Regions from separate parts of the Mus musculus genome. Here regions 1, 2, 3, 4 and 6 are each linked to region 5. Evidence: chromatin loops called from intact Hi-C (ENCODE). Cell type or tissue: heart. All regions are shown on one strand. Each heading gives the region's core, and the rest is flanking DNA. Links, peaks and the distances in the headings are about the cores only. Region 1 has its middle 8.0 kb from the start of Atp1a1. Region 2 has its middle 14 kb from the start of Gm40109. Region 3 has its middle 42 kb from the start of Gm33309. Region 4 holds the start of Atp1a1 (ATPase, Na+/K+ transporting, alpha 1 polypeptide). Region 5 has its middle 25 kb from the start of Gm33309. Region 6 has its middle 22 kb from the start of Gm33381.

Region 1 (5,190 bases), core at 618-4,617, 100 kb after region 5:
CTAGGCATCAGCATTTTTTACTCAATCTCCTTTGACAATTTTGATGCTCAGTTGAGTTTGAGAACTACCGATTTAAACTGTGAATCTTTGCCTCTGTGACATATTTAGTATCAGTGATTTATCTGATGCCAAGTCTTTGGTCAAGAATGCAGCATCCAATTATAACACAGATCCCACAGGGAAGATCAGTTTTAGGATTTTCCATGTGGCTTCCAGAAATGTATTGCGGTGAGAAGCAAGTATTGTTGGGTATTTTATATTTCCCCAATGTCTCAATGACCCCCAAAAGAAGTTCCTGAGAGAAATTTGTTTTCTTGATGTTCACAGAGGCTCTGGGATAGCCCTCTGACACAGTCATAGTGTGAGTCTCATACAATAACCCAATTTTTTATTATTGGTGGGATGCTGTGAGAAAAACAGCCTTTAAATAGCAAATAAGAACACCAAAGCTGATACTGATGTTGAAATAGAACAGTTACGTTGCTAAGAAAGCAGTTCTTCTGTTTGGGATCCTGGGATCAACAGGTCCCTCCAGCATCCTTGAACCGCATCCTGTAATTGGATCTAAACTCAGTATCTCCCCCAGAACTCCTATATTCCAAAGTAAAGGATTTGATTTCCTGGGCACCATGCATGGATCCCAGTGTGGGAAAGAAGAAATTCTAGCTGGTTCCAGACCAGAGACGAGGTCATTCTGCATAAACAGAGAGAGAGGCAAGGATAATGGAAGCTGCAGCGCAGGAACAAGGAGATTTGAGACTGTCCACTTGGCAAGAGAAAGGAGCATACAGAGACAGCAATCTCTCCCAGGCTTAAAATGTGAGTGACTAGATCAGCAGTTCTCAACTCGTGGGCCGTGACCCCTCTGGGGATCCCATAACAGACATACTGCATATCAGATATTTACACTACAATTCATAAGAGTAGCAAAAATTACAGTTATGAAGTAGCAATGAAATATTCTACGGTTGGGGGTCCCCACCACATGAGAAACTGTTAGGAAGGTTGAGAACCACCGCTTTTGACGCATGCAAAAAAACCTGGTTGGACAAAACTCATTCTGCAAAGTAAATTTGAGGACTTCAACGCTTGAGGGCAAGATACTATGGATGAAAGAATATTAAGACAGCTTTCTAAATTTAAGCAAGTTCTCCCCGCCTGCCCCCCCACACACACACACACTTTGTTAGATTAAGAAGGGAGATCCAACACTTCCAGGGCATCAGAGAGTGGCCAGCTGGGAGTCAGTACTGACCAGACAAGGCTCCTCAGCTAACTCTAACTTCTCTGTTCCAAGCTCCAGTATGTATGTGTCAAGCATATCCCCCATCCCTCTCACCCCAGCCACTGTCCACCACACCCTCCTCAGAGGCTCCTGTTGGCGCCTTCTTCAAGAGAAAAGAAGCCTCTGAAACAGAAGGGAGCAAAGGCACCCAGCAGTGTGGGGCAGCGCCCTGAAGGTGTGAGGTAGGGCCCAGGGTTCTGTGCTTGCAGTGAGGAGCATCTTCCAAGGAAGGAAGCAGGGAGGACTCTTCCTGAGGATGTAGACCAGGCTAGCCTCAAGCTCCCAGAGATTCCCTCTGCCTCTGCCTCTGCCTCTGCCTCTGCCTCTGCCTCTGCCTCTGCCTCTGCCTCTGCCTCTGCCTCGAGTTCTAGAATTAAAGTCATACACCAACCACCCTGATGCTAATGATTTTGGTCCCTGAACCTAGAAACCCTGCAAAGTTTTTGGTTTTTGCTTTTAACTTTGTTTTACTTTGACATCAAGTTGAAATGAGAAAAATGCTTTTTTGAATGCTATACAGTTGAAAACTATAGTGTGCATTTATGTATGCATTTAGATATAACTCCATATGTGTGTAACAGGGAGAGAAAGGGAGGAAGGAAGTAAAGAAGGAAGGAAGGAACGAGAGAGGAAGAGAGAGAGAACAAAAGGAAGGAAGGAAGGAAGGAAGGAAGGAAGGAAGGAAGGAAGGAAGGAGAGAGGAAGAGAGAGAGAAAGGAAGGAAGGAAGGAAGGAAGATTTCTCAATTTTTTTTCTTCTAGACACAGTCTCTCTATGTAGCCTTGGCCATCCTGGAACTCTCTATGTAGACCAGGCTGGCTTCGAACTCAGAGATCTGCCTGCCTCCTCTGCTGGGATTAAAGGTGTAGGCCACCACACCTGGTTCACCTTTTTGTTTTGTGTCCTCTTTGTTTTCTATTTCTGTCTGGGCTATTTAGCCCATGCTGGCCTTGAACTAACCCTGCAAACCACCACCACTCCAGTAGATACATCTCTCTAGAGAAATGAGGCTTTCAAGATGCACTGTATGAATACCAGGTCATCATGGAAAATTCCATTTTAAAGATCTGGGTTTTGTTTTTGTTTTGTTTTTTTTTTTTTAATTGCATGTTTTAGATAACCTTCTGGAGTTGTTTTGTTTTGTTTTGTTTTGCAAAACATTTCTGTCCCCAAAGCTGATTCTTTTCTAGTTGCCCTACTGAGGAGGAAGCCACATGGTGGCTGGAAAGAGAACGGGTTGGGAATCTTTGCATCAGCTCTGTGAAGACAGCAGGGAAACCCTTGTAGCCCCTCAGCCTTATCCCATCCGGTAGGAGGAGGCAGGGCTGGTTGTTCCTGCTGTAAGACTCTTACTCCATAAACTCCTTTGTAAAACTTCTCACTCCCTGTGGGAAGAGCTTCGTCCAGTGCAGAGGCTCTCCCAACTAAAAACCACAGGTTGTGTGCACAAGCCACCGGGCTGTCCCCTGCTCTGCTACAAACACTGCAGGAACAGAAGAAACAGGCTGAAACACAAGGTCTTGCTCGTGGCCATCCGAGTTCCCAGCAGCTCTGCTCCTTGCTCTTCTTGTCCTTGCTAACCCTTCCTCTTGACATCAGCAAGGTCACTCCACGTAAATACAAGACATTCTTGGCCTGGACAGCCCTGGCTGGGAAGCCACACAGTTAGCGCTCTGATTCCTGTGTTCTCTGAGTCTGTGGTTCTGAGGTGGGAGGGAGAGTCTGGCCTGCAACTCCCTCATGCTGTGCAGGCTACAGAAGCATAACAGGGTTGGGCAGCTCCGTAGGAGGCAGCAGGGTAGGGGAGGCTGACCCTCCTCCAGGGCTACCCACTCTTCCTCCACTAGTCTCAACTCCTTGACTCTTCAAGGAGAGCAAGGTGATTTAAGCCACTTGTGTGTCTTTGACATGGATGTCCAAACAGGAAGCCAAAGGGAACTGGCGGTTCAGTTTTGGGTTTATAAAGGGAGCGTGTGACCAGGAACCAACAAGTCCAACTATTTGTGCTATAATTCTCATCTGTCTGCATCCAGGGAACTCTCCCGTGCATCGAGGTAACATGATATAAGGCGGCTGTCACTGCTTAGAAATTAAGGTCTCTCCACTGCCCGTGGAATGTGAGCGAGCCTGTGTTTAGAAGTCAAGCAGAGTTTGTGCTGATCCCTCCATACCTGCCAAGAGAAGCTGATGTGAACCAGGTGGCCTGCTTCAAGCAGAATTCAATTACCCAGATGGCAACTGCTTCTTAATTCAAAACTTTCACTGCGCCTTTTTTTTTCCATTATGAAAAATGAGAGGGCGAAGAGAATATATTGAGTTTGAGCACTTCTGGTTTATGAGATTAGAGCCATAGGAGGGAAGTGTGTCCCTGGCCTGTGCTGGCTCCCTGAAGCTCCAGCCCCAAGCAAGATGCCTGCCTGGCATGATGTGGCTGCTGGTTCCTGGAACTGAAGTGACCTGCCTGTAACACAGCTCCCTCTTGGGTCTGTTCTTAGGAGGATAGAATAGCTTTCCCCAGCTAATTAGCAATTTTATTAGCAGATGGCATCTGATTTGGGGGGGGGGGGAGCTGGGAGAGAAAGAAAAGGAGAAAGGAAAATAAATTGCATTTGGAGACAATTCGACAATATTTTTCTCCCTAAGGCTGTTCGGCATCAGCCCCTACAGTGAGGACCCTGGGTTTCCAGGCTTCTTACTCTGAAGGTGTCTTGTCTGGATGGCAGCTGTGACATTTTGGTGGCCTTATTCCCCCCCCCCCCCCCGGTTCTTAACAGGTTCTGTAATAACCAATTATTCAGACAGGCAGGGCCTGGGGTGACCCATGCCACCTGACTTGGTGGGACCGGCAGGTTGTGTGTCAGCAGCCAAGTTGCTGGTTGGATGAGAGCAGGAGAGAGGGAGGGAGAGAGAGTAGAAGTGGATTCTGCTCGTACTCCCTCCTCTTTTACATCAATATCTGTGGATCTTCATCCTTCTTGGGCACTTACATCTCCCAGGCTGAGTAGGTGTTTGGAATCGAGATAATTCCTTACACTTCTGAAACAGTTACTGTTTCAATCACCACTACCACTGTGAGCATCACCACCATCAGCCACATCTGGACCACCATCATCCGCATCTCTGCCACCTCCACCAGCACCTCCATCACTTTCACCAGTCATCACCACCATCATTATCTCACCACCATCACTGTCTCCACCACCTCTACCTCTACTGCTATGTCTGCAAGCAAATATCAAATGTCAAGTTGGCAGGAACCTTTCAAGAAGGCAGAACACTAAGATTCATTGCCACAAGGAACAAATACAACTGGAGCTCTTTGGGCAATTGAAGCTAAATTATTCATTAATTTGGACTCTTCTTCCTTTTTCTATCCCCTATAATGCCAATCTTTATTGTGAGATTGGTTGCCAGGTGGCTTAAATTTTCTTTAGTCACTGCAATTGCATTAAGCACTGGTTTCTGACAATGCCAACAACAACAGAAGCCTCTGGTCTACCCGGGAGTTTCATTTAACAACACGGATCAGGAAACCAGAAGAAAGACAATGCCCTGTCTTCCCAGAAAATTGAGCCATCTTTGGGTTAGGGGGTTGTATGTTAACTGATTGTGAAGCGTAAGCTTCAACCCCAGTCCGTTTCTCTCCCATCCTCAACAATTTGGAAGACGCAGTTGGGAGGAAGTGGTGGAGAATGAGGATCATGCTGGAAATTAAGAAATCTTGTATGTGCTTTTTAAATAAAATGAGTAGGCCATCGGGAAGCTATAGGGAGGGACAGATGTCTTCAGATTCTGAATTTGACAGGGCTAGAGGGCCGTTGATAAGCAGACTGGCTGTGGAAACTTAGCACTGTTTCTTTTCTGCCAAAGAAATCTTTGCAACACCACACCCCTTCTCAAAACCC
Region 2 (5,190 bases), core at 358-4,357, 220 kb after region 5:
CTGTGAGATTTTTTTACACATGTAGATTCCTAGGCCAACTGAGTCAGAATCTAGCCGGGAGCAGCGTGGAAGTTTGCATACCCTGAAGCTCTCTGGATGACACCATGGCCAGCCTGGTTTGGAAACCACTTGCTCAGGGCCACAGGGAAGAAATGCAAGGCCAGGAGGGTCAGGGAAGCCTCAGATACTGGGCATGACCACTTACGTGACTTCCTAGTTCTCATGCAGCAAGTGAGCTTCCCTGGTCTCGCTTCATAATGTAAGCCCCACATGGGGCGCCACATGCAGTTTGTGGGAGCAGAGTTAATTTTCAAAATCGATTCTCTCCTCAGACCCTGAAACCAGTCCAGGTTTCAGAGACCTGGCTAATGGAGACCATGCTTGCTCCTCCAACTGAACCAGCCCAAAGCAATCCAACCACGATTACAAAACCCAGGGTACCTGAGGCTGAGTGAGTCCTTAGAGACACTCCAGCTCATTCGGTTTTGAACTGTATTCCTAGGCAGCCTAGGCCACATGACCTCTCATGGAGAGCAGAGAGTGGAGGCTCAGTAGAAAGGCTGCTGTAAAAGACAAGCTTTTTTCCTCCTGCTTCCAGACTCCCAGAATAATGACTGAGGCTCGAAATACATTTACAAACACCTTACCCATAATTTTTTGGCATATAATCTGACTAGCTCATAAATTAATACTCCATTTACTCTGACTGAAGTTCTGCAGGTTACCTCCACTCAGGTGCCATTAGTCCTCCTTCGGTTCCAAGAGCCAAATCCTCTCGCGCCTGGCCCTATCCCAGAATCCTTTCTGCCTACCAGACGTTCCGCCTTCTATTCTATCCTTTCCTATAGGCCATAGGGTTTTTTTGATTTTTGCTTTTTGTTTTTTTTTTTATTGACAAGTGATGCATCCACACAACACACAAGATAGTCTCTCCACAGACTGCTGGCCTCCTCTGCTTCTGTTTCCACCACTTTATAGCTGTTGCTATAGTGATTAGCTGTCGATCCATTTCCCAGATGCTGCCATTGCTAACCCAACCCAGGGCCTGGCTACTTTCCATCCAGTGTCCAGCATGGTGGCTTTCAGACCTGAGGCCAGTCACGGCTCTCTCCTGTTCAAGACCGTACATTGGGTTTCCATTGCCCACAAATGGCAATCCAAGGTCGTCACTGTGGCCTGTGTATCCCTTTGTGTTCCCTCCCGGCCGCTTTGTCTTCCATCATGCAGGTCACTTGCAGACTCACCCGTACCAAGCAGCTTCCTACCCACCTCCCGGCTCTTCCTCTTCCTTCTGTCTGAAGTACCTGCCTCATATTAGGCAAGTGTTCTATCTCTGAGCAAAGTTACTCAGGCTGATCTCGAACTTACTCTATACTCAAGACAGGCAAGCTTTGGACTTGCAATCCTCTTGGCTTAGCTTTTTTGTTGTTGTTGTTTTTTCGAGACAGGGTTTCTCTGTGTAGCCCTAGCTGTCCTGGAACTCACTTTGTAGACCAGGCTGGCCTCAAACTCCTGCCTGCTTCTGCCTCCCGAGTGCTGGGATTAGAGGTGTGCACCATCACACCAGGCTGGCTCAGCTTTTCAAGTAGCTGAGATTATAAACACACCACACACACCAGGCACAGCTGTTGTTTTTCTTATTGCCTTTTAGACAAAGAATCCACCGAAGGCTCACAGACCTTTCTAAAGCAGGCAGTGAGAGTTGGTGAAACAAAACCCCTAAGCCAAACACATCTCACAACTCACTGCCCATGAAGTTGTCCATTGTACTAAAATAAAGTTTTATTGAAACACAGCCACACTAGTCTGTTTCTATATTGTCAGGTCATTCACTCTCTGGCCCTTTATAGAAAATGTTTGCCAAGCCCTGCTCCGAGTAATAATGTGACTAACTCAAAGTATTACTGTTTAGAGGTGTTTCCCATTCGTGCTGGGTAGTTTTATGCCAACTTGACACGAACTAGTTATCAGAGGGCATGGAGCCGCAATTGAGACAACGTCTTTATAAGATTGGGCTGTAGCCAAGCATGTAGGGCGTTGTCTTAGCTATTGATCAATGGGAGAAGGCTCAGCCCATTGTGGGTGGTGTCATTCCTGGCCTGGTGGTCCTGGGTTCCACAAGAAAGCAGGCTGAGCAAGCCATGGGGAGCAAGCCAGTGAGCAGCACTGCCTCTGTATCAGCTCCGGCCTCCAGGCTCCTGCCCTGTCTGAGGTGCTATACTGAATTCTTCAGTGATGAATGGTGATGTGGAGGTGTAAGCCAAATAAACCCTTTCCTCCCCAGCTTGCTTTTGGTTATGGAGTTTCATCATAGCAATAGTAACCCTGACTAAGACACCAATCAACTCCATTTTTACTGGAAGTCATTTTGAGATTAGTACCAACTGTTCTACAGATGAAGAAACTGAGGCCCAGAAAGGAGATGGCTCGCCCAAGGTGACACAGACAGCAAGAGGCAAAACCGGAAACCAAACCCAGCCACCAGCGCTCCGAAGAGGGCTGAACAACTGAACAACTGCAGCTGTTGCTGGAGCCTGAATGTGCTTCTCATCTGCCCAGCCGCAGAGTGGCAGCAGCTGGCGGTGTTGACTGTGAGAAGACAGGGGCCGGGAAGCAACTGTACATGATGTAGATACTCAGGAGTAATCTCAAAGAGCAGACAATGTCACCAGGAGCTTTCTGTGCATAGGAAAGGCGGCTAGCTCACAGAAGTCTGCCCACCACAAGCCATGTGTGGCTTCTGTAAATCTCTAACAGTTAATCACATGACTGCTCAAGCCGCGGCAGTCTTCCCACCCAGGCTTGGACAGACCTTTCTCAGCTTGCCAAGGAGCTGCTCAAGAACCTGAACGGCTGTCACATCACTTGTGTGAGAGAGCCCTCTAGTGTCCATTTCTGGTATTGCCTCCCTTGCCATGGGCTCTGTAGACAACAGGGACACTGTTTTTCTAGGTCTTTTGACTTTAAGGAACTCATCTAGTACAGTAGACTTAAAAGGTGTTGCTCTCTTCAGAGCTCCCTGAAGAGGCTGTTATGCAAAGCCTAACTACACTACCATTGGGCATTGCCTGTTTGCAGGTTTTCCCTTCAGTTCTGACTCCGTGGCCTTTCATAGGCTCTGGAGTTCAGTCTGCAGACAGATTTGACCTTCCACAACAACTTGACATATGGGAAGCTGTCTCAGTTGCCTCCAGCTAAGCTCTGTTTCCGGAAGTATTTTGTGTTGTCAGTTTGGGGTGGTTAATTTTTATGGAGATCGAAAAATATATTTTTATTGCCTTTTATATATTTATTTTGTGTTGGGGGCTATGCATGTTTGCTACCATGCTTGTGTGGAGGACAGAGGACAACCTGAAGCAGTCAGTCCCAGGGATCAACTTCAGGCTTGGTGCCAAGTGCCTTTAACTTGCTGATACACCTTACTGTCCTCAATTCTGCAGAGGGTGATGTTTGAGATAGGGTCTTGCTAGGTGCCTTCGACTGGTTTCAAACTCCCTATCTTCCTGCCTCTACGTCTTTGTACTGGGATAACTGGTGTGACCCACCACCACCCAAGCTGCCATGCTACACTATTTTAATTGTTTATCAACGTTGTATACACTGGGATTGTCAGCGTGGCTGAAAGCAGCAGGTGACGCTTGTTTTGAGTCCCTGTGCTCAGCAGTAGTCAGAAGCGGTAGCCGAGGCCCAGGAGCTGCTGTCTCATCTGACAGGCAAGGACTCTGTAGGACCAATGTTCACAACTTCCTGTTGCTGATTGCCTCGCACTTAATCACAGAGAATCATCTGTATGAGAGCTACTGGCCTGGGGTTGGGGGGGGGGGGGCAGGTGCTGTGCTGAACCCCCATGTGCTGACACAGGCACCACGGTTCCCAATTTTCAGATGTGACTCAGAGTCCAAAGCTCTGAGCAGCTTGCCCATGGCCTAACATCAAGCATCAGATCAATGTGTCTAAGTGCTATGGCCAGGGAGGCCTGGATTTAACCCAGAAAGCAGCAGCAGTCGGACCACATCTCTCTCAATGCCCCAGGTCGCTCTGAATCCCAGCTCTGGACCTGAAAATCTCCCCTGTTGAAGAGCGGACTTGTGTCAGGTCGTGTGTGGCCGACTCAGAAAGGAGTTCCCAGTTACTAGGTTTCCCTTTCTGTCCATAACGAATTTGAAGGAAGGCAATGGCTTGTGGTAGACACACAGGCTCCCTTTGCTTTCTGTTGAACATCTGCCTTGAGCGCTTTCTGTTGTTGCCTGTCTGGTGCTCTGAGGTCCTCCAAGGGAGGCTTTGACATGGGGTCTAGGTCTGAACTCTGAGCATTTCGCCTTCCAGGTTGCCCCTTGTCGCCCCTTCGTCTGCCCATGTGTCCACTGCTGTGCCCTATGCATTGAACAGCTTATCCCGTTGAGCTATTTGAGAGGTTAAATGTTAATTGACTCACTTGATCTCAACCATCACTTACTGTTACTCCCCTGTGGGAGTAACCATGCATTCCTAGGAGACTGAAGGCCCATCTCTTTAACAAAGCCAAAAGGCTCCCAGGCCCTTTCTCCAGAACCTTCAGCCCTCTCCTACTCCACATTCTTCCAGTATTTGCCTGTCAGTCTTCTAGTTCTTGTGACACTCTTGTCCCCATCTACTGAGGCTTTATTAGTCCTATCCTTGGCCAGGAAACATCTCCTCCACCACCTCTCCCCTCCCCTCCCTCCTGCCCTCTTAGCTGGTACCTGCTCTTCTGACCTGAGGCTCTGTTTAGCCACCACCTCACAATTGTGGATCCCACGGGCCTCACAGCCCAGCTCAGTTCCCCAACAGCCACGCTGGGACTCCAGGCCTGTCCTCACCTTAGACTTAGAAGCCTGCACTCATTTAGTTGATGACCACAGTCCATCCTACCAGGCCATGAGGTCCCCGATGTCCTCAGAGAGTTGCTGCATCTGCTTCTACTCGCTCTTGCACCTCTAGTGCGGGGCATAACTCAGTTTTGTAGACAGGGAGTAGACAGAGTGGGAGAGGGGAAGGAACTTCCTTGACATGGTCCCTAGCTTATGATGATTCAGCCCAGGACTTTCCTCTCACCGTGGTATGAGTGGAAACTGGTATCCAGCGTTTTGTTCTTTTCTGGGCTAGTGATACACAGTAGCCCAAAAGTGCACTGTAGAACCACAGTCCCTGCCCATGGTGGAAGGGAGATGT
Region 3 (5,190 bases), core at 520-4,519, 67 kb before region 5:
AGGAAGCTGTGTCCTGTTGGCTCCCTAGGCAGAGCTGCGCTCAACCTGAGGCTCTGTGTTACAGACCTGGCACAGCTGGAGTCTGTCCCCAGATGCCAGCCTCTCCTTTGTTAAGTGTCCCACAGTGTGCAAGATGAAGGCAGCCTCTGCCTCCCTCCTCTGGTAGGTTGGAAGTGACTGCCTCTTCAGAGAGACACCATGTGAACTGGACTTCAATTATTTAAAAACATTGCAGGTGGCCTTTTCCCACAAGTTATATCTAGAAGACAGCTTGAAGTTTGCCACCTGCCCCGTTTGTGTGTGTGTTCAGGTGAACCCTGGCTGTCTAAATTTCGGACAGTCTGTGGACTGTCTGGTGAGTTCCTTCAGGGGTAACTAAAATTGTGACCTCCTAGATTTCCCCAGGGCAATGACTGACTCTCTCTCTCTCTCTCTCCCTCTCCCTCTCCCCCCCTCTCCCTCTCCCTCTCTCTCTTTCTCCCTCTCCCCCCTCTCTCCTTGCTTCTCTCTCTTCCCCCTCCTTCTTCTTTCCACTGCTCCCCCCCCCCCCAGTGACATCGTTTCTGTCACTCCTCCATGAATGAGCAGTGACCAGTGACCTGGTGGGGTTGTTTGTTTGTGTGTTTGTTTTCCTGGAGGGGGTCTCTACCTGGTTTCTATAGTCCTCCCTCAGTTAAGCATGTTTTTTTGTTTAATGATTAGGCTTAGGAGCTGATAGCTTGGGCACGGCTTCAAATTACTGTTTTGGCCACTGCGAGTCCTGTCTTCTTGTCTGAAGCATGAGATCCTTCTCCATTAGGGGATTTGCAGCCTGGCTGCTCCAGGTCTACACAGCTCTTCCATTTGAAGGTCTCTCCGCCAATGTTTACCGCTAGTGTTACTGTTTGCCCAGAAGCTACAGTCTGCCGCATCTTCTGGGAAATGGAATTTATGTCTCCTGGCAGCAGAGGGGGTGACGTCACCAAAGCCCTGTGCTCATCACTGTAGGGCACAGCTGCTGGGATGATGGCTAAGGTGGAAGGGGCAGGATGGGTTTGCATAAACAAATCCTGCTCCAAGGGCCTCTTCCTTCCCTCCTCTTTCTGAACCCCACCATTCAGACTCAATCTCTGAAAACTGACACCCTCCAAATTAGTATTGCAGGCCTGGGGACAGTGGTGGTGGGAAGACGCTAGGCAGGGGTGGGTGGCATTCATGCTGAAGGGAACAATGAGGTCTTTCCTCTGGAGTGAGTGCTCCTCAGATGACCCCTGGGACATGTGTCCTGAGCTTGCATTGCAGGTGACCTGCTTAAGGCACCTTGAGGCTGGGTCCAGTGAGTGTCTGGCAGAGTGAGGCTGCAACCAACTGGCTCCTCCCTCTGAAAAACTATGTCCACCCGGGGTGGGGTGGGGGTCCTGGGTGAATGCAGCACCCATCTGCATTCCCTCTCCTATCTGTCCTATGTGCACAACACCCCCCCAAGCTCCAACCCAAACTGCTCAGGGCAGAGAGACAGAAAGTACAGTATGCATTTGGCACCCACTCACTGTCTTCTATGTCCCCATTTTGTCAGCTTTCCTCTAACTCTTTTCTCTAAGAAGCACTGGGGTCCTCTCTCTGCCCCCCTCACATTCCTCATGCCTCCTCCATGAACTCAGAAGGGTCCCACAATTACTTAACCACTGGTAGTCTGAGACTCTTAGTTTTTGAACACAGCATTCTGAGTTCTCAGTTTGCCAACAATGTGGTCAATGCTATTAGAGTCTTTTTGACACACAGTTTTTGTTAACAGACACCACCCGATGATGTCTGTCCCTTGTCCTCAACAGAATCCCAGTCTCTTCAGTTACCCTTGGGGACCTCTAATGACAAGGGGAGGCACAGAGGGTGGTTAAACTGCCTGGTTGAAACAACCATGAACTCTAGAGACTTTGCAAGGGAATTGATCCAGAGATAACCACAGGATCCAAGTCTTGTTAAAGGAAGAAACCAAAAGCAGACTCTCAGAAGCGTAGGCATTTCTGTGGGAAATGGCCAGACCTGGCTAGCTTGCTTCTTGCCCTCCCCACTTTTCCTGCTATGAATATGGGCACAATAACTGGATGCCCAGTAGCCCTTTTATAACATAGAGAGAAAAGCCAACACACTATGGATGGAAAAGAAAGAGAAGGAGGTGCATCTCTGGAGGTGTGTTAGCTTCCTGCCATGTACCCCAGTATACAATGTGGAAATCTCTCTCTTTTTTAAAAGGCATTGTGATATTTCTCTTTTATACACAATCGAATGTTCTGTAACTGCTATCACTCTGTTTACTTACTGCAATTCTGACCCTTCCCGCTACTTAAGATACTCTCATTGGTGAGTATGCCTCATGCTCCTTCTTGTCCAGTCCTCCAGGGCACGCCGGCAGGATGGGAATGCTGTATTCATTTGCTGGTCTCAAAGGAGTGCTCCTGTGTGTTGGTCTACACCACTGGGAGTCTCCCTGTTACTTAGGGCTTTCTTTCCCACACAGGCCTTACTTGTATGTCAGTGGCGATATGAAACTAGCAATCAGCAAGTCCTCCTGGGAAAAAAAAAAAAAAGACACTGGACTGCCCTGCTTGAGTCAGTCAAAGATCCTCACTACACTCCCAGCCAACCCAGCCAATCCAGCGAAACTGTGAGAAGACAGACGACGGGTGGCTTCCTTTTCCTGTTCACAAGCCCCGTCATTGTCTTCCCGCACTAACTACTCAGATCCCAGGAGACCAGGGAAAAGGAAGTTGTTCTGTTAGAGCTGTCTGTATGGGATAACTTTCCGTGGTTTCCTGTAAAACACAGTGAAAGCCCTCAGGAGGCGGACTGGGCTATTGAATGACAGTCCTAGCCACGCCTCCCTCGCCATGGGAAAGTAGGATTCTTCTAGACTACCAGGGAAGGAATCCTGATAAGGTTGATAATAGCATTGCTTAAAGTGTGCTTCACTCAGGACGAATGTGAAATGAGGGGGGTTAAAATAAAATAGCCAGCTGTAGTGGTTTGAATACAAATAGGTCCCTGTAGGCTCATATGAGTATTTGAGCATTTGGTCCCCAGTTGGTGGTGCTGCTTGAGTAGCTTCGGAAGGTGTGGCCTTGCAAGAGGAAGTATGTCACTGGGGGAGGGCTTTGAGATTTTAAAGCTTTGTGCCATTCCGGGTTTGCTTTCTGTTTCCTGCTTGTGGCTCAGGATGTGAGCTGTCCCCTTCCTGCTCCGGCTGTCATGCTTGCTCGTCCCTTGCTCCCCCCCCCCCCTCCCCGGGCGGCATACTCCCTCTGTCTAGAATGCACACCTGTGTAATGTTAATCTTGATTGTCCTTTAATGGAATTTAGAATCACCATGGAAACAGACCTCTGGGCATGTCTAATGAGGAGTTTCTACATTATTTGGGGGTGGGAAGATCCACCCCAATGTGGGTGGCAGCACTCCATGGGCTGAGGTCCTGAACCAAATAAGGAGGCAGAAGTGGGTGGAGCACCAACTTTCATCTCTCTGCTTCCAGACTATTGACTCAGGGGAACCAACTGCCCAGCTTTCCTGCTACCATGGCTCCCTCTCTGTGGAGGACTCTTTCCTCAAAGTGCAAACCAAAATAAACTCTTCCTCTCTCACCTTTTGTGAGGAATTTTATTGCTACATCAGGATAAGGAACTAATACACATCTGCAATCCCAGCATCCAGGAAGCTGAGGCAGGGGGCTAATGAGTTTCAGGCTAGCCTTGGGGTACATAGTAAGACCCTATCTTCAAAAATCAAGTGCTAAGGAGGAAGTTCAGTGGTAGCGCCCTGGCTTAGCACTCATAAAGCCCTAGGTTTGAGTCCAACCATTACAAAAAGAATAAGTAAATAAAAAACCTGGCAATCCACCAATTCTATCCATGAGATCATCAAGATATTTTTTGCTTATTTAGGATAACAAAACAATGGGAGATGATTCTTGCTACCTGTGAAATTCAGTCCCATCTGATCATTTTGCTGAGGATTTTAAAATAATCGCCAGGTTTCATAGCATATGCCTTTAGTCCCAGAACTTGGGAGAGAGATCTTTGTAAATTTGAGGCCAACCTAATCTACACAGTAAGTGTCATCCATTCAGACCTACCTAGTGAGATCTTGTCCTAAAATAACAGCAACAAAACAAAACAACTCTATCAACTTCTATGATCCTCCATATGTGTATGTGTATTTATATTACATGCACATGCATTTGTTTATACATGGTTGTGGATGCGTGGGCTCCACACATTCATATGCAGAGGTCAGAGGAGGGCTTGGGTGTCCTGCTCTGTTGTGTTCTGCCTTATTCCCTTCAGACAAGCTCTCTCATTGAACTTGGAGCTCACCATATTTTGGTTAAACTGGATGGCTAATGAGCCCCAGAAATCCTGTCTCTACCCATCCTGTCCTGGGATTATGAATGTGTCAGAAAGGCTGGAGAGATGGCTAAACAGTTAAGAGCATTCATTCGTTCTTGCAGAATTGTGGTTCCCAACATCCACGTGGCTGTATGCAACCTTCTGGAACTCCAGCCAGGGGATCGAACATTCTCTTCTGACCCCTCTGGGCACCAGACACACATGGCACACATACGCATATGCAGGTAAAACATTCCTACATATAACCTAAAGAAATGTGTGAGCGGCCGTGGCTGGCTTTTTCCGTAAGTGCTGGGGATTTGATCTCAGGTCTTCGTGCTTGTGCCGCATACCCTCCAACCACTGAGCCATCTCCTTATCCCCATTCAATGCCATTTCTAATAAGTGATTTTAGTAATCTAGGGATCAAAACACATCCCATTAGTTATGAAGGGCATGTGGGCCACACATGAACACAGGCCTATGAGAAATTGTCTAGTGGAAAAGAAATAGAAGAAGCCTGCCTGTCAGAGAGTGAGGGAACGCCCTACATATTCTCAGAGCTGGTGGGACCATAGGGATGAAAGAGAAGATTTACTGGCCCAGAATAGAGAAGCTGAGAACAGCTGACAACCTCAAGAACTACCATAGGCACAAACATATTCATGCCAGCTCAAAACACACATGCCAGCTAAAAATACACATGCCAAAAAGACCCTTTAAGTCATCTGTAAAACAAAATATTTTAAAATAAAAGTTAACATTAAAAAGTCCTTAAAGGACAAAATATGCAAATTTCAACTAATATCAGTGATTTGCCCTTGATTCCAA
Region 4 (5,190 bases), core at 550-4,549, 110 kb after region 5:
AGTAAGGAGGACCACAGCCCAAGCATGTGCTTTCTGTATTTTAGTTGTTGTGTTTTCCCATTTAGATCAGAGCCTATAGGCAATTCATCTTAAAGTAAGGTCTTCAGCAAGCAAAGCCTGCTGCACAGTGGCAGTGATCTGCCATGCACAGGAATGCACTTTCTTAAGTCTAGCTAACACTCTGTGACCTCCAGTTGAACTAACAGGGCTGGTACTGGTACTCTGGATTTGAAGGGTCTTTCCCCAGAATCGTGATTTTAAATTTTGCTTATAGTTTCCTCTTCTCTCTAAGCCCCAAACTGATTTAATCAAGTTCTGTAGATCACTGGAAGAGATAAAGGCTGCCTTCTGCTATAAGCAACAGTTGTATAAGCAACCGTTGTTTCTAAGAAGTACTGAGAATTGCTCTATGGAGGAACTGATAACACAGTGCCTAGATGTTTGGGTGTTTCTCCTTCCCTTACCCTCTGCCCACCCCCACCTATTTTTTGCAAGCTCTACATCCTACAAAGCATTGACACTTGAAGTTGATAGGTCTATATCTAAGAAGTTAGTGTTTTCCTTACTTCTAGGTATTTTCAGAGATGGAAATCGAGTTTCTCTTCTGAATCCTAAGCTTTCCCAGACTGCTTGCTTTCCTGAGATTGGTAAGAACAACAACAAATACTTTGTTGTTTCTGATGTTAAGTTTCAGCCATCACAGCGCCTGCTTAGCCACTGAAACTAGAAGCCCCGCCCTGCAACTCTGCCAGGCCAAGAGTGGGATGCGACTGGCTGGAAGTGAGTCTGATGAGACCCTCAAGGTAACCACGGATGCTGTGGATGCTGTTCTTCAAAATGCTTGAGCCACCTCTTTTACTAAAGATGGGTGTTCTTTTGGGTTTTAGGTTTCTCTGCCATAAAAAGGAGAAACTCTCCAACAAACAGTTTAATCCCCCCTCCTCTTTTGCAAGATTTCATTCATACAGTGCTGTGAATGAATTTCTTACTGACTTTTTTTTTTTATATAGTCATTTGGGGGTCATAAGGGAAGGGAAATGTAAGTGATGCGCGCACGCGCGCGTGTGTATATGTCCTGAAGCATTTCTCTAGTGGTGGAGTGAGAGGACCCCAGGACGAAGGAATCAAAGGGAAAGCACCATCCGCCGCCGCCGAAGGATGCCGGCCTGGATTCTGCAGAGAGGAATCCCTCGGAGTCGTGCAGCTGCTGTCCAACCCCGGCCCCTCGAGACCCCAGAAAAGCTACGCTGAGCAAGTAGACTAGCCCCGACTGCGCCGCACCCACTGTGGACCTTCCGCACCCTACTCCGCAGGCTGCTCACTCAAGTCCCCAGTGTTCTGCAGGCGGGAGCGCTCCGTAGCCCTTGAGAGACCCAGACACCCGCGTCCTGGGCACCGGCGCCCTCCTGCCGGGAGCCCAGGGCAGGCAGTCGCTAGCGCGGTCTGGGCCCGGCTGGGAGGGGTTAGAGGCGGAGGCGGAGCTAGCTGGAGCCGGTGTCAGGTTGCTCCGGTAACGGTGACGTGCACGCGTGGGCGGAGCCATCACGCAGGTTGCATATTTTAGGAAGTGAGGAGGAGGCACGGGCTCGAGCTGCGGCTGGGTCTGGGGCGCGGAGCCTCGGCGGGAGGAGGCGGACACGTGGCAGCGGCGGCAGCAGCGGCGGCAGCAGCGGCGGCCTCGGTCCGGGGCGCCGGCCGTCCTCCCTCTTTCCTCCCGCGGCAGCCCTAGTTCCCGCCTCTCGGCTCCCCCGGCTCCGCTCTCCCGGCCGGGAGCTGCTCTCTTCTCTTTCTAGTCTCCAGCAACAGGACCCGGCGCGGGGCCCGCAGCGCCGCCACCATGGGGAAGGGGGTGAGTGTCTGGCGAGCCCGGGCCCCGGGCGGGGGCGCGGGAGGAAGCGGCTTAGAGACCGGGCTCTCGGCAATGGAGGGGCGGGTGCTGAGCGCGGGCAGCGGCCCGGGAGGAGGAGCACCCGGGGCGGCATCTCTGAGCCGGGCGCCTGCCCTGCCTGAGCCCTCTGGTCGCCTTCACCGCGCGCCTTGCGCTTCCTTTCTCCCTCCTCCCACCGTGCCCAGGGGAAGGAGCGCTCCTCCCCTTCCCCCGGGGAGCTCCGACAGGGCCCCCTCGCGGTGGCGGTCCTCGCCGCGGCCCGGCGCCGGCGAGGGCAGCCTCCGGGTCGAGACTCCCTTCTCCTGGAGGCGCTGGGGCTCGGCCAGCTCCCCGCAGAGGCGACCGCCCTCCCCCAAAGGAAAAAAACTGGCTTCCCCTTAGGCCGAACCAGCCCAGCGAAGCTGGTGCCAGAAAGGGTGTGACTTCACAGCCCAAAGATAGCCTTTAAGGTATACTTTTGAGAGCTTTAAAATGGGCCACTGTCCATAACAGGATGTGCCTTTGGTAACTGGTGTTATCGTCTTAACGACGGGGAGGGGTGTGTTGTTTTATGTCGGAGCACAATTCTTAAATGGGGCCAGGCTGACCCTTCAGGGCCGCAGGGTACTGTCAATCTAACAAAGGACTGGAGACTGGGCAGTTGATGGTGTTAGAAAAGCCATGCGGGTTTCCTGCACTGCTGTCTCACCCGAGAGCGGTTCCCGAAGAGAATGAGGGAATCGGGCACGAACAACACTGAGTTCCCACCTCGGTTACTGCTGTCCACCTCGGAAGAGTTAGTTCTTGACCTCAAAGTAGCAGATTAAAAACTTAAAAAAATAACCCTGAAAATATCAGTTCCTAGCTTGAAAAAGCACCAGTCATGAGAATACAGGTGGGAGAGTCCATTCCACCCTTTTCAGGGCTGACCAAGCAGACAAGCTGTAGACACTGCAGGTCCTAAGGCACCCGGGTATATACTGGATGGAGCCAGAGGGAAGCACATTCTTTGGAGACTTGAAAGAGATGATTATAAGACGTGGGCCAGGAAGAGAGAATAGAGACCCCGATAGTGCCCAGTGTGGGCTGGTCGGCGTATGCAGCATCCTAGCAAAGAACTGATTCCCTCCTGGCCTCCACTTTCCACGATGGAAACCGGATCTATGTGTCACACCATCCTACATGCCATCCAAGCCGTTCCTATAAACCATTTATTCCTTAAAGCCCCATCTTTTATCTCCTATCCCTTCGAAAAGTATCTTTGTCATTTGGAGACCTTGAGCGGCTTTTAGGAAGTTCAAAGCCTAGGAAGGTGAAGTGACTTGTTCAAGGTCAAACGGTTGTTTAGTGGCAACAGGTGCTGAACAACCTGTTGCTCTCAGCTTACACATAACATCTGCCTCTGAAGCATCATTTTGTGTGCAGAACTCTGAAGTTATCCTCCAGAAGAAATTGGGGTGTTTATAATAATAAATAATCCAGGAGGACGTTTAAGTCAGAGTTATGCCTTTAGGCCTAGGACAGAGGCACTCAAGTGCTACAATAACAGTTCAACTGAGAATTTAGTTAAGTTCAACCGAAGTGTTTAATGTACCCTAACAGGTGTCTAGTGAACTTAGTATTTGGAGTACTCTATTCTATACATTGGATATTAGGTTGCCTGTGTGCATTCATGTATGAGTGCATGTCTTTCTCTGTGGCTTACAATGGCAAACTGGTCAGAGGAATATTTCATACTGAAATGTTGGGATTTTTCCACATGAGGATTAAAATGTGGGTGGAGCGATGACTAAAACCCTCTTGATAATTGGTTAACCAAGAAGCTTAAAGGCAGCTAATTTTTAAGGTCATTGTGATCTTTCCCCCACCCCCCACCCCTTTTCTCAAGTGTCATCTAGGGTCTAGATGTGGGTGATATCTCCAAATGATTCTTCCTAGCTATCAAAACTGGGGTCTTGAACATTTGGTAAGAAAAATGAAAGTCCAGCTTGCTGAATCATTCCTGGATAAAATAGGATTTTGTTCCTTTTTTCTTATTCAGTGTTTTCTGCCAGTGACTCGGCTTATAGCCTCATAAGGCCTACCACCCACAACTGTTTAGCTCACCCAAGGTGCACATCATAATTGTTAGAAATGTAGGAGCCTTGGCTTGTTTGTTAAACGTTTATAAAAGGTGGGAGAAGGGAGCGTCTCTCTAGCCTTTCATTTCAGTCCTGGGTTTGGTTTACTATTAACTTAGATGCTGAGAAAAGAAATCCTATCTTATGGGTAGTGATTTAAAGACCAGGCAGGGAAAGAGGTGACACAAGGTACACATGTCAGCAGGAATCTTGGTTGTAGGGTAACATTATCAGCTGCCCTTTTGGAGCTAAACTCGAAAGTGTGACTAAATACCCACTGGCTGCTATAAAGCTAGTACTTTAGACTCAAAACCCTGTGAGGCAGAGTCTTCCCAATGGAAAGTGGCCCAGCCTGGACAGGAACAAGTAAGGGGCGCTGACACTGGGGCTGGTCCTGGAAGTCCAGGAAAACAGAAAATAGGCTGTGAGGTTGTTTCCACCTTGTAAGATTGAAACAGTTCCCTGCCTGGAAGGTTATCAGCACTCACACACCCCCACCCCCTATTATAAGGCTGGCCGCTGGCTGTTTGTTAATTTGTAGCGTTCTCTGCTGGCAAGTTTGTAACAATGGTGACTCACCTTGGGGTGGAAGAATAAGAAACCGGGAGGCTGCTCTTTTTAAACCCAAGATGATAGAAAACACCCCCCACCCCACCCCACCCCCCAAAAAAGCTTTATAAAGGTCTAGTAGGGTGTTTATCCAGTTGAGGACTAAAACTTAGAATCACATTTAAGAATAAAGAGCAGGCCCAGTGTTAGAGAAGAGACTTGGCACTCGCACTGATCCATCCCTGAACTCTTCAAAACCAACGCCTGAGGATTACTTAGCAACAAGTGCACGGAGAAGTGACTTCTCTTCTCCACAGACTGTTCTTTTAGGAGTACCTCAATAATGAGAGGGAACCATTAACTAAACAGCCCTGAAGGACTCTGTATGAAAAGCTAAGTTAAAGTATTGCTTCATTTGAAGACAAGCAGGTTTCTTGAAAAAGCACAGCCTGGGAGCTCTGGTTTCTGGTCTGGCCAGATGTACAGTCCTCGCCCTGAGAGCAAGTAGAGTCATCTGTGTGCTGTGTGGAGTGAGTGCCATACCAGTGTGCCGGGGCTTCCTAAGTCATCAGGGCTGGGGGACACAGATCTGCGTAAGCGCTGCTCTCCAGGCCCTTTCAAAGCTGTGTAACAGTTTTCCTTCCCCTGAGAAAT
Region 5 (5,190 bases), core at 497-4,496:
TGTAAAAACACTCATGTTAGTAAGAAAGGAAGGAAGGAAGGAAGGAAGGAAGGAAGGAAGGAAAACAAAGAAACAAACAAAAACCCTTTGCTGCTGTTGTCTTTTATTATTTAGATAGTTGCAGACAGCTTCCCAATAGTTCAGGCTGCCTGGAATTCTTAGCTGACAGTGACCTTGAACTCTTTCCCTGACTTCCTGAGTGCTGGGATTCCCAGGTTTGCATCCTCGATACCTGGGCTTGGTAAATGGCAAGTCTACTGGATCTGGTTTCATCAAGTCCAAAAGCAGGACTCTGCACCAGGGACTGCCACCTGCCCAGTGCTACTCAGCTCCAGCCTCCCTCCAAGAACGCAACAGCCGGCTAGGGCTAGAACCTGGGTTTCTACTGCTCCCACCCCAGATGCTCTGTCCTCTAGGTAACTCGGGCAGCACTTTTTGAACTCTCTCCAAAAAGAGGCATCCTGCTGAGACAGAATGTTCTGACCTGCCCCACCTAGAAGATAAAACCACCAGCGTGTTTGCGAGAAAAAGCAAGCAAGGAAGAGGGTAAATAACTTTGCACACACACGTTGGCAATACGAGTTGAGAAGGAAGTAGATTCTAGCCACCCTGTGTGGGGCTGTGAGCCTCTGGCCCTGCCTTGGTTCCATGTCTTTTGTAATGTCTTATCCCATGGGGCCAGCCCCTGGTTGCTCCTGGAGGACCCCTTCCTTCCTATGGAACACTCACGTGGCAGGAACTCCATCAGCAAGGACTCAATTCCCAAGCAAAGGTCACAGCAGAAAGGAAGGAAAGAGAATGAATGGATGAACTGTTTGAGCCAGAAGGCACTAACACCTTTATTCCTCTCCCCCACCCCCAGGACATCCTACCCACTGCTGTGCCCTTCTCCTGTTTCATCCTTGGACAAGACCAAATACTCATGTGTGTGCGCGCACACACACACACACACCACACATACCACACACACATGCACACAACATGCATGCAACATACACACACACACACACACACACACACACACACACAGCATTCACCAATAGCATGTTTCTCTCTTAGGCCTCTATCTCTGCACTCTCCAAAGCAACACAGTGACCACAGAAAGCCCTGTCATGGAAGACAGTAGATAGTCTGCCACCCCTGTCTCCCACCATCTTGTCACCTTCACACTGGCAACAGCCCTGTCTCATTAAGCTTGTGTTTGTGTGGCAGTTCCATTCCTAGATATTTTTGTTCCCACCCTTAAAGAAAGAAAGAACACAAAACCTGTATACTAATGTCAATGCACTTTGTTCACAGTAGCAATCCAAACGGACAAACCATGGTACAACCACAGACTAAAATACTATTTAGCAATGAGAGGAAGGAATTCTTGGATGCGCCCGATAACCGTGGTAGTCTCCCTGAATTATGCAAAGTAGAGGCTGGAACTGAGACAGCGCCACAATTCCACTTAGGAATAGTCTAGAGCAACTACTGCTCGTGGGTCAGGAGACAGATATGGAGCACTCCTGTGACGGCATCCGCATGTGTTCTGTCAAAACTCGGAAAGGGGGGAAAAATGTATCAACATAAAAAACTTAACCAGAAGAGAGAAGGTGAAGGTCTTGTCACAGCAGGCTATTAATCAAAACACGAATTCACCCCACAGCGGAGGGAGATGAGGTTGTTCACAACTCAACGTTTGCTCTCAGTGGCTGCACACAGCCCAGGGAGGCAATGGAGAAGTCATTCTTCGCAGTCACAGAAGCAGCTCCGGGGAGTTAAACAACTTGCCAGCATCACGGAGCAGGCGGTGACAGAGCAACTGTGATTTCTGCTCCTTTCTCTTTTCAGTGTCATTATGCTGTCTGGGAATTTTAAATCTTGTGGATAAAGACAAACAAGAAAACACTCAGTCTGGCTTTCTTCAGTGCCTCCGGCAGAAAAGCAGCCCATCTCCTCCCTGGAGACCAGGACGTGACTCAAACTGCAGGAGGGGCCAGTCTTGCTGCCGGAAAAGAATGCAAACCTGGGCTCAGAGGCTTCCAGAACTCAGCCCCCAGGGGGGCTCCCCAGCCGCTCCTTGTCCCAGGGCCGTGGCCATGTGGGGATGCAGACTGGAGAGCCCCAGGCCTGAGTACAGAGCTGAGAACACAGGATAGGGACACTCTCTCAGCAAAGGAAAGAACCGGAAGTGGACGTGGTTGCTGAACACTCCGGTCCTAGTGGCCTAAGTCAGATTGGGGTGTTGTAGGGGAAAGATAAACTCCAATATACCCACAGCTAGAAGAGTGGCCATGCGACTCTAGGCTCCGCTGTCTCTGAATTCTCCCTTCGCTTGGCTCTTTTCTTTTGCCTCCCCATCTGCTTGACCCTACCCAAGCGCACAGCCCAGAGGGAGAAACCCCTTGCCTGCTGCCCAGCCCACCCACGCACGCAGGCACGGACGCACGCACGCACACACGCACGCAGGCACATGTACATGTGGATGCTTAGGGATGGACTCCAAGCACTTCCTTTGTGAATTGGGTTATAGTTGTCTGTTGAAGATGATCTTAGCTTTTGGAAGAAGTAAGCATGTAGATTTCTGTCTCAGGAAAACGATTGCCACGCCTCATCAACTGCCTCCTTCAGCTTGGAATCACAACCCTTTGGCTCTACTCTTTCAGATAGAAGAACTCTCAGCTCTAGTCCAGGGGCTCTAAACCTTCCTACTGCTGCAACCTTACAGTTGCTCGTGTTGCAGTGACCCCCAACCATAAAATCATTTTCATTGATTTTTTTTTTATAACTGTAATTTTGCTACTGTTACAAATCGCAACGTAAATATCTGATATTCATGATATCTGATACACAGCACCCCTCCCTGCCCCCACGGCTTCTCTAGTCACTCTTCCTAAGTGTCAATTACACCTTCTGCCCTACACTGCTCCCTAGAGTTACACTCTGGTCTTCTCCAAAGACGATTGTTCAGGAGAAGTCATTTCCAAGCAGGTACCCAGGTGTGGACCCCAGTCATGCTTTCTGGAGGGGACCGCTACGTTAGGAGAAAGGAAGACTTTCAAAGGGGCGGGGCGGCCGATCAGAGTAGAATAAAAACCCTTTCCTTTAAACGAAGGATTTTACCTTCTCAGAGAAAGGCTGTTAACCACGAAGAGGATTGGCTGCTCGGTTCCTCAGACCTCTTCCTGGGCCGCTCATTTCCTCTGGGTTCACCATTTTCCAACTCACCTCACCCCAAATGACCCTGCCACTGATCCCCCTGAAGGCAGGGCCTGGGCCGCCCTGTTCCTTCAGGCCCCAGAGCCTCTGCGGCCTAATTACCAGCCAGGAGGAGCCTGCATCCCCACCCAGCTGGAGGCCAGCTGCAGGAGAGAGGAGGATTGAGACATTTCCCTTTCTTCTGAGGCCTTGTTAGTTCTTCCTGCTGGTGATTAGCCAGTTATTTTTAGCTCCATCTAAGCACCCTGGTTAGTATTCAGGGCTGCTTTAGACAGGTCGGGGGTCACGCTCCTCCATGATAAGGCTTTGATTCCAATTGGTCCCCGCAGATGTGGATAAATTAACTGGAGGACCATCCTGTCACTCCCCAGGTGTTTTCTTCTCGTCCCCGACACCCCTCCCCAACACTGGCTTGGATCCAAAAAACCGTGAGGCCAGCCATAAAGGCTTACTGCAGGGATCTGGGCAAAGAGTAATTCAGAGGCCCTTTTGAGGCGTCCAGGCAGCTCCACGGAGGGAGGAAATCAAGGTTTGGATCTGGGCTGTGACTAGCTGATTCTGAGACACTAGGCAAGAGATTTACCTTCACTGAGCTGGAAATGGTGTGTCTGGGTCAACTGGCCCATTAATTCTTTCCAGTACCAAGGTGCTGTAGAATTTGTGAGTCTGAAACAGAAGCTAGACCTGAAAAACACGGCTCAGCTTCAGACCATCTTGAAACAGTTTCAGACCATCTTGAAATAGATGGGGCACCTTTTCCTCTTTTGCTTGAATCCCTGTTCGTCCCTCACCCCTCCTACCCCCACCCCAAACTATCCAGGAATGAAGCCCTGTATTTTCACCCTGTAGTCCTGCTGCTGCCTCCCACCTCCCACTTCTCTCCTGATCTTCCTGGGCCAGGGGGCAGAGGTAACCCCAATGCATGCTGGGAGATAGAGCCACCACAGTGCAATCTGCGTAATGTGGAGGAAGCCAGGGGCAGTGAGAAAGTCTAATTTTATCCCATTTAATCATGAAAGAGTGATGACTCTGAATTATGACTCTTTCTTTACTTCCATAAGCCAGCACAGTCCCTAGGCCACAAAGGGATGTATGGACTGTCATTTAGCCAAAGCTCACCTTTCTTAGGTTGCATCTAACTGACCAGCCATATTCCCAAATACTTCATGTCCTCTTGCCTTGACTTACAACATGAGCAGACTAGCAGCTGTCTGGTTGGGGTGTAGTATGCAAGCACGAATAGTGCTTTGCAATAGCATCACTATCTCCCCTCTTTAGACATTAATACTTAAGCTTATATGAAGGAACTTCCATGAGCCCACATTGCTATATATGAATCTGAGAACAGAACCATACAAACAGGTCTCAGAGGCCAATATTCAAGTTCTCAGCCATTTACTCTACAACTTCTGGTATAGTAGATATACCTTGATATATGTATGCATCCCTGAGAGGTATAGTATATATACCCTGATATATGTATACATCCCTGAGAGTTGTCTTGCCTTTGTTTTTTTGTTGTTTTTGTTTGGGGGGGTCGTTTTGTTCAGTTTTTGAAACAGGGTCTCACTATGTAGCCATAGCTGGCCTGCAACTAACTAGATAAAACAGATTGGCCTTAGCCTCACAGAGACCTGCTTACCTCCGCTTCTGCCTCCTGTGGGCTAGGATTAAATACCATGAGTCACCATGCCTAATTAATCTTGGTTTAATTAAATCTTGGTTTTGTTTTGAATACTTGTTTATTTTTACATGCATGTGTGCCTGCATGACCACATGTGTGTGTGGTCCCTGAAGATGTCATAAGATGGCGTCGTATCCGTTTAGAGCTGCCATTTGTGAGCAGCTTATGTGTGTGCTGGGATCTGAACTCAGGCCCTTAAGGTTGAGCAGCAAACTAGTATTCTTAACTACTGAGCCATCTCTCCAGCCCCAAGAGACTTGCCTCACTTTTAAAGTTTCCACGAGGCATGAAAAAGAATTAGT
Region 6 (5,190 bases), core at 560-4,559, 94 kb before region 5:
TGCCTTATGTTGTGGCAACCTCCAACCATAAAATTCTTTGCTACTTCATAACTGTAATTTTGCTGCTATTATGAATCGTAACATAAATATCTAATATGCAGAATATCTGATATGCAATCCCCAAGTGTCATGACCCACAGGTTGAGAAACACAGTTTTGGGGTCTCCTGGTCATGGTCATGTTCTAAGCTCCTCTTTTACATCTTAAATATAATAAATGATTTTATTCCATGTAAGACCACTCTAATATCTGAAATCACCAGAGTGTCATTTCTGTTTTTTTTTTCATTTTACAATCTATGATAGTTTCTTTGTGTGCTTTGTTAATTTTTAATGTGGATTGTTTATTCTTCCTTTAAACATCATCTGTGGGGATTGTTTGAGGTCTAGATTGAAGCTGAACTACATAAAAAGACTGACTTTTAAACCTGCCAGTTATCCAACAGCACAGCCAAGATCATTTAAATTACATTTGATGCTTGTGCATTTTCAAGCTAACAAATAGACAAGTCCAGAGAGAAAGCATTCAAGATCACCTTGTGGTCACAGATCCTTAGGGGGTGTCTACATGATTTTTCTATCACCCAGTGATAATGCCTAGATGTCCAAGTCTCCTTCAGAGACACTTGCTCTCATCCAACCCATTCTGGAAATGTCGCCTTTTGACCCAACTTAATCGGGAGACTCCAGAAACTGCTAGGTTTCCCTCTCCAGCAAGCCATGTGCATCTTCCTCCATCCCTGGAGGACCATTGATGAAAGGCTGCAGACCTCCTGGACTCCACTCCTGGCCCCAAGGACCAACACTGCTGGCTACCTGTCTGCCACGGTTGGTTCTTGGATTTGCTTCATCTGGTGGAGAGCTATGTATTTCTACATCAAGAATGCGTTTAGGAAGGTTTTAGAATCCGTGCAGTTAACTCAGCATTGCAGCCCTGTCACGTGAGAAGGTGCTACCCTGAGGGCTAATCTGATAAACTACAGTCTGCAATAACCTGATCCAAGCCGGATGGACCCCCACGTCCCCATGCTGCTCTCTAACTATGGTCCCAAGTTAATATTCCCCACGTATCTAGGCCAAGCCATCCCCTTGACCCTGTAGACTTCGGCAGATCCGGTCTTGCCTCCCATCCCACCATCCCATCCCGATACACCAGCTCACCCCACGAGCTAGAATTCTTTTAAATGCTTGCACACTGAGTCATATTTTTTCAGGGCTCTGTTCCTTCCAGTGGCCTTTCATCACCTCATTTAAAAGCTCTCTACCATGGCCTGCAAGGCCCACACAGGTCTGGCGCCTGCCGTCAGTCTCCTGCGAGCTGTTCACCCACACTGGCTCACTTTGCTTTGTTTTGAATAGACCAAGTACATTTCTGCACACCTTGCACCTATTTGTCCCTTGGCTCACAAGCCTTCCGTGCCATATGTCAACATGGCTCAGTCCTCCCAGACCAGCTTAACTCGGCGAGCTCCCCACCACCCTGTTACTGTCCCTATCTGGTTGGCTTGTTTTCCTATTGGAAAATAACTCCACTCAGATGAGGCTTGTTTCAGTTGTTCACTTCTGAATTCTGCACCCAGAACTATGACTTGTGCAGAGCAGATGCTTCATGGATGCTTGATAAATGCAGACTTGGATAGATGGATGGATGGATGAATGGATGGATGGATGGATGGGAGGAAGGAAGATGGGTTTTCATGCATTTGCTGCGTTGAGGCAGGGGAACTGGACTTGATCTCAAGTTTTGCAAGGCTCAGAAGAGGCTCTTCATAAAGCAATTTTGAGATGTTGAAAAATCACAGTGAGAAAGGAAAAGGACCTCTGGCTCCAGAAGCCTGTCTCTGAGAAGTGCCTGCCTCCTCTCTCTGTGCAGCCTGATAGAGCAGACCTGAGAAGGCACACTGATGGGCCTGCATCGCAGCTCCCTACAGCTGGTGTCTGCTATCCTGACTGGGATCCAAGGTGCACTTCGAGGGCTGTGTGGACAACACACACTCTCTCTGCTTGTAAACAATGCTTGTCAGCAAAGCTTTCAGGCTTTCTCCCTTCCTGCCAAGCCTGGGAACAAATAGCAGTGGTCTTGGCAGAAGCCCTCCCTCCCCATTGCTTTGTTTCTGAGTCTAGACCATTCATTTCCTCTCATTCAACAGCTTTGCTCTGAGAGGGAGTCACTTTCCTTTGCCAGCTTTAGCTTTTAAGTCCTCGTAGCTCATGACTCTCCTGTCAGGACCCAACCCGGGGTGCTTGGATACAAAGGAATGAGAGATCAGTGCCGAGTGTCAGGGAACTGTGCCGTAATTGAGCAAATCACATCTCCCAAAGACAGCCCAAACTTGGTCAGAGTTGTAGACTCTCCTCCCCACCTGGAGGGGGATGGGAATATTCTGTGGGGCAGTCAACATTAGGGCGGCTCGAAACAAAACCTAACCTGTGGTTTCAGGCCCAAGAGGCAACCATGGATGGAGAACTCACTTAGTGAGCCATGGGCCCAAAGGGTCTGGACTCCTTTTCTTCTTCACCCCAAGCCCCATAGTCTTCTCTTATTTTGCCCTTTCCTCTTTTGCCTCCTTCTAGAATATTCTCCTTTTGTCTCCGTGGTAATGGTCATCAAAAATGTCCTCTGCCCTTGGGTCTCTCTATGTAGGATTCACATATGTGAAACCTGTCCTTTATGACCAGGACAGGTGTTCCAAACGGAGTAAAGACCTACAGCAGACCAGCAGGAGATGCGCAGGGCACACTTGGCGATCTCTGCTGGCTGACTGAGATCTGCTGCTTGGCTGTGGCAGCCCCGCCTGTGCTGTGCGGTGAAGACGTCAGGGGGCGCTCGCGGCTTCTCTCTGGCTGGCTGCTGACCGTGGCCAATGGCAGCGGAGGAGAGCAGTTCGCCACACTGTGGCCCTCTCCCACCGCAGACAGGCTATCCTGACCCACAGGCTCTCCATGCTCTGGATGAGGCTGGCAAAGGGGAGTGTTGACTCCATGGGGACAGTCACAGTACAGTCCACCCTGGACACACAGCGTGTGTCCCCCACCCAGTGCAAGCGTCCCCCACCCAGCTCGGCACAAAGACAACAGATGGGTGGAGGGTGAGAATGTTCCAGAAAAGAACAGTTCAGGCCCCTAAAATCCACGGATATGTGTTCTGTACATTTCCTGTTCTTTGTGCTTTATCTCATTTCATCCCTCCAACCATCCTTTGAACCAGGGTAGGCATTATCAATTTATTCATAAACATTTGAGAATCACAGACCAAAAAAAAAAAAAAAAAAAAAAAATCCAAGGTCACCGCCTGGGCATGCGTATAAGTCATCACTAGTCATTCACAGTGCAGGTGACAGAGAGGCACGTGGAGAAGCCGACCAGGATGGCTTTCCAAGTGGAAACCTCCCCTGTTCCTGGCTTGGTCTGAGGGGAGGGGGTGGGGCATGTTCCTGCCCTTGCTTGACCCGCCCTGTCAGCCCTGTCCGCAGCAGCGGGTCCTCCCAGAAGGTAGATGGGCGGAGCTCTTGAGGTGACAGATGGGGGAGGAAGACTTCTTAGGATTTGCCCTGGACTGAAAATTTCTGGTCGCACCTTTGAACCCTGTAAAGTCCTCAAAGCCTTCTGTTTCAGAAGCTAATCACGCGCTCTCTCCACGGGCCCGGTGACCTTTGCAATGCAGTTAGCCTTTGTTTGCTTTTCTTAAAAGGCCTGCAATTTATGATCCGAACAATGCCCCTTAGGCCAGGAAGAAAGGAATTTGAGGGTCCAGAAAGACTTGGTTTTCTTCCAGCCCTTCACCTCTGAAGCCATAGTTCCTCAATAACAGTGTATAACATTAAGACTGGGAGTACAGGGCAGGGGATTGATCTATAGCTTTGTGTCTCGTGGAGACCCTAGCAAACAAGAATATCCCAAGGATGGCAACAATAAAATCCAATCTACCAGCATCGTGCACCGAAGGGGAGGCTCGTATTTTCGGGTATGACTTGTTAACCAGTTATGCGTGAATGTGGAGAGGGGCATGGATTAGGGAGCTTTCTGTTCAAACAGAAGGGCTGACAAAACCATGGAATCTCAAATCGTCAGACATTCAACGGCCTTTTCTAAGAACCATGGGAGACAAAATGTCTACCTGATCCAGCAAGTCATAGGACACCGGCCACCACCACCCCATCCCCAGCTTAGACGGTCCCAATCCTCCTTTTGTCCTTAGTGAAGGAAGGAGCCTCCCAGTCCCTTGCCAGGCCAGCATTCTGCAGGTTGGAATCCTGCAGGCTACCTCCAAAATCGCCCTAGCTGGGGGGTAGAGGTGCACACAATTAATCTCAGCATTCAGGAGGCAAAGGCAGCTGGGTCTCTATGAATTCATGGCCAGTCTCGTCTACATAATGAGACTCCATACACGACAAAATGAACTCCACCCCCCTTAGTTGGGTCCTCCTGACTATTTATGGCTCAGGGGTCCAGAGGGACAGGCTGGGCCACTCGTGTAGCTCATATTTTGGCAACCAGCTGGAGATTTTCACAAAGCAGTTCCCACTCAAACCTGTGATGCACAGAGCAAACACACCGAGTGGCGTTGGCTGCCAGACCCTCCCCGCTCTGTTTTCTCTTCCTAGCACCTGACCTTAGCACTTCAATGTCATCTTTGAAGTCTCGCAATCCATCAGCGGCCATGTTCCTGACACACAAAAGCATTATCTGTGACGTATGTTCCTATTAATAGTACCAGCATCTCTGCCTGGACACCCTTGTCACCTGTTAATGTGGGCTCCTGCTGCCAACACCCCACCCCCAACCTTAGCAGCCCCATATCTCTCACTCCCCACCCAGAGCCACTGATCCACAGGTCTGGCCAGCCTCTCCTTTGGGCAGGAACTGCAGTGGACACTTAGGGACCCCTACGAAACAGTTCTCTCACAGTATGGCCAGACACACACACACACACACACACACACACACACACACACAGAGCTTTCTGCCGTCTCCTCCATATTCAGTCTGGAACTTGAGTGATCCTTCTTCCAGCCTGTAAAATCTCCAGCCTTTTCAGGAAGGCTCAGCTCTAAGGCTCCCTTTTCTCAAAGCTTTTCAGAGGCTAGGGCAGGGTCCTGGGTTCACTATCTGAGACCAACAAAACAAACTTTCGCTAAGGATCTCATTCTCCTTTGTTTATTCAGCCAAAAATAGGTATTGTGCACAGACA

Evidence for each region. Hi-C counts contacts between places; a loop is a spot of excess contacts. Peaks named below come from ENCODE experiments on the same cell type or tissue, not always from the same donor. Only the 100,000 strongest peaks of a DNase experiment are listed, where the experiment ranks them.
Region 1: a loop joins it to region 5, with 2.3 times the contacts of the local background. A loop is called at or near these places in 8 of 42 quality-filtered maps.
Region 2: a loop joins it to region 5, with 2.2 times the contacts of the local background. A loop is called at or near these places in 7 of 42 quality-filtered maps.
Region 3: a loop joins it to region 5, with 1.9 times the contacts of the local background. A loop is called at or near these places in 3 of 42 quality-filtered maps.
Region 4: it touches region 5 in a loop (2.2-fold over the local background); 7 of 42 quality-filtered maps call a loop at or near these places.
Region 6: a loop joins it to region 5, with 3 times the contacts of the local background. A loop is called at or near these places in 8 of 42 quality-filtered maps.

The regions. Positions count from the first base shown.
Region 1 is chr3:101,610,156-101,615,345 of GRCm38, reverse strand. No RefSeq gene overlaps it. Among named protein-coding and RNA genes, the nearest start is that of Atp1a1, 8.0 kb to the right of the region's middle. In heart, for the core only: no CTCF peak of the experiment used is centred there; no DNase peak of the experiment used is centred there; H3K27ac peaks cover 837 bases.
Region 2 is chr3:101,491,716-101,496,905 of GRCm38, reverse strand. No RefSeq gene overlaps it. Among named protein-coding and RNA genes, the nearest start is that of Gm40109, 14 kb to the left of the region's middle. In heart, for the core only: no CTCF peak of the experiment used is centred there; a DNase peak (open chromatin) is centred at 2,785; H3K4me3 peaks cover 338 bases; H3K27ac peaks cover 962 bases.
Region 3 is chr3:101,777,032-101,782,221 of GRCm38, reverse strand. No RefSeq gene overlaps it. Among named protein-coding and RNA genes, the nearest start is that of Gm33309, 42 kb to the right of the region's middle. In heart, for the core only: no CTCF peak of the experiment used is centred there; a DNase peak (open chromatin) is centred at 2,681; H3K27ac peaks cover 2,428 bases.
Region 4 is chr3:101,601,062-101,606,251 of GRCm38, reverse strand. It overlaps Atp1a1 (ATPase, Na+/K+ transporting, alpha 1 polypeptide), which reads left to right and starts at 1,545. Exons shown (of 23, transcript NM_144900.2): 1 at 1,545-1,849. The coding sequence starts at 1,838. In heart, for the core only: CTCF peaks have their summits at 1,409 and 2,125; DNase peaks (open chromatin) are centred at 1,531 and 2,131; H3K4me3 peaks cover 3,948 bases; H3K27ac peaks cover 3,919 bases.
Region 5 is chr3:101,710,138-101,715,327 of GRCm38, reverse strand. No RefSeq gene overlaps it. Among named protein-coding and RNA genes, the nearest start is that of Gm33309, 25 kb to the left of the region's middle. In heart, for the core only: no CTCF peak of the experiment used is centred there; DNase peaks (open chromatin) are centred at 2,037 and 3,327; H3K4me3 peaks cover 1,750 bases; H3K27ac peaks cover 3,970 bases.
Region 6 is chr3:101,804,024-101,809,213 of GRCm38, reverse strand. No RefSeq gene overlaps it. Among named protein-coding and RNA genes, the nearest start is that of Gm33381, 22 kb to the left of the region's middle. In heart, for the core only: a CTCF peak has its summit at 2,813; DNase peaks (open chromatin) are centred at 2,923 and 3,423; H3K4me3 peaks cover 730 bases; H3K27ac peaks cover 2,784 bases.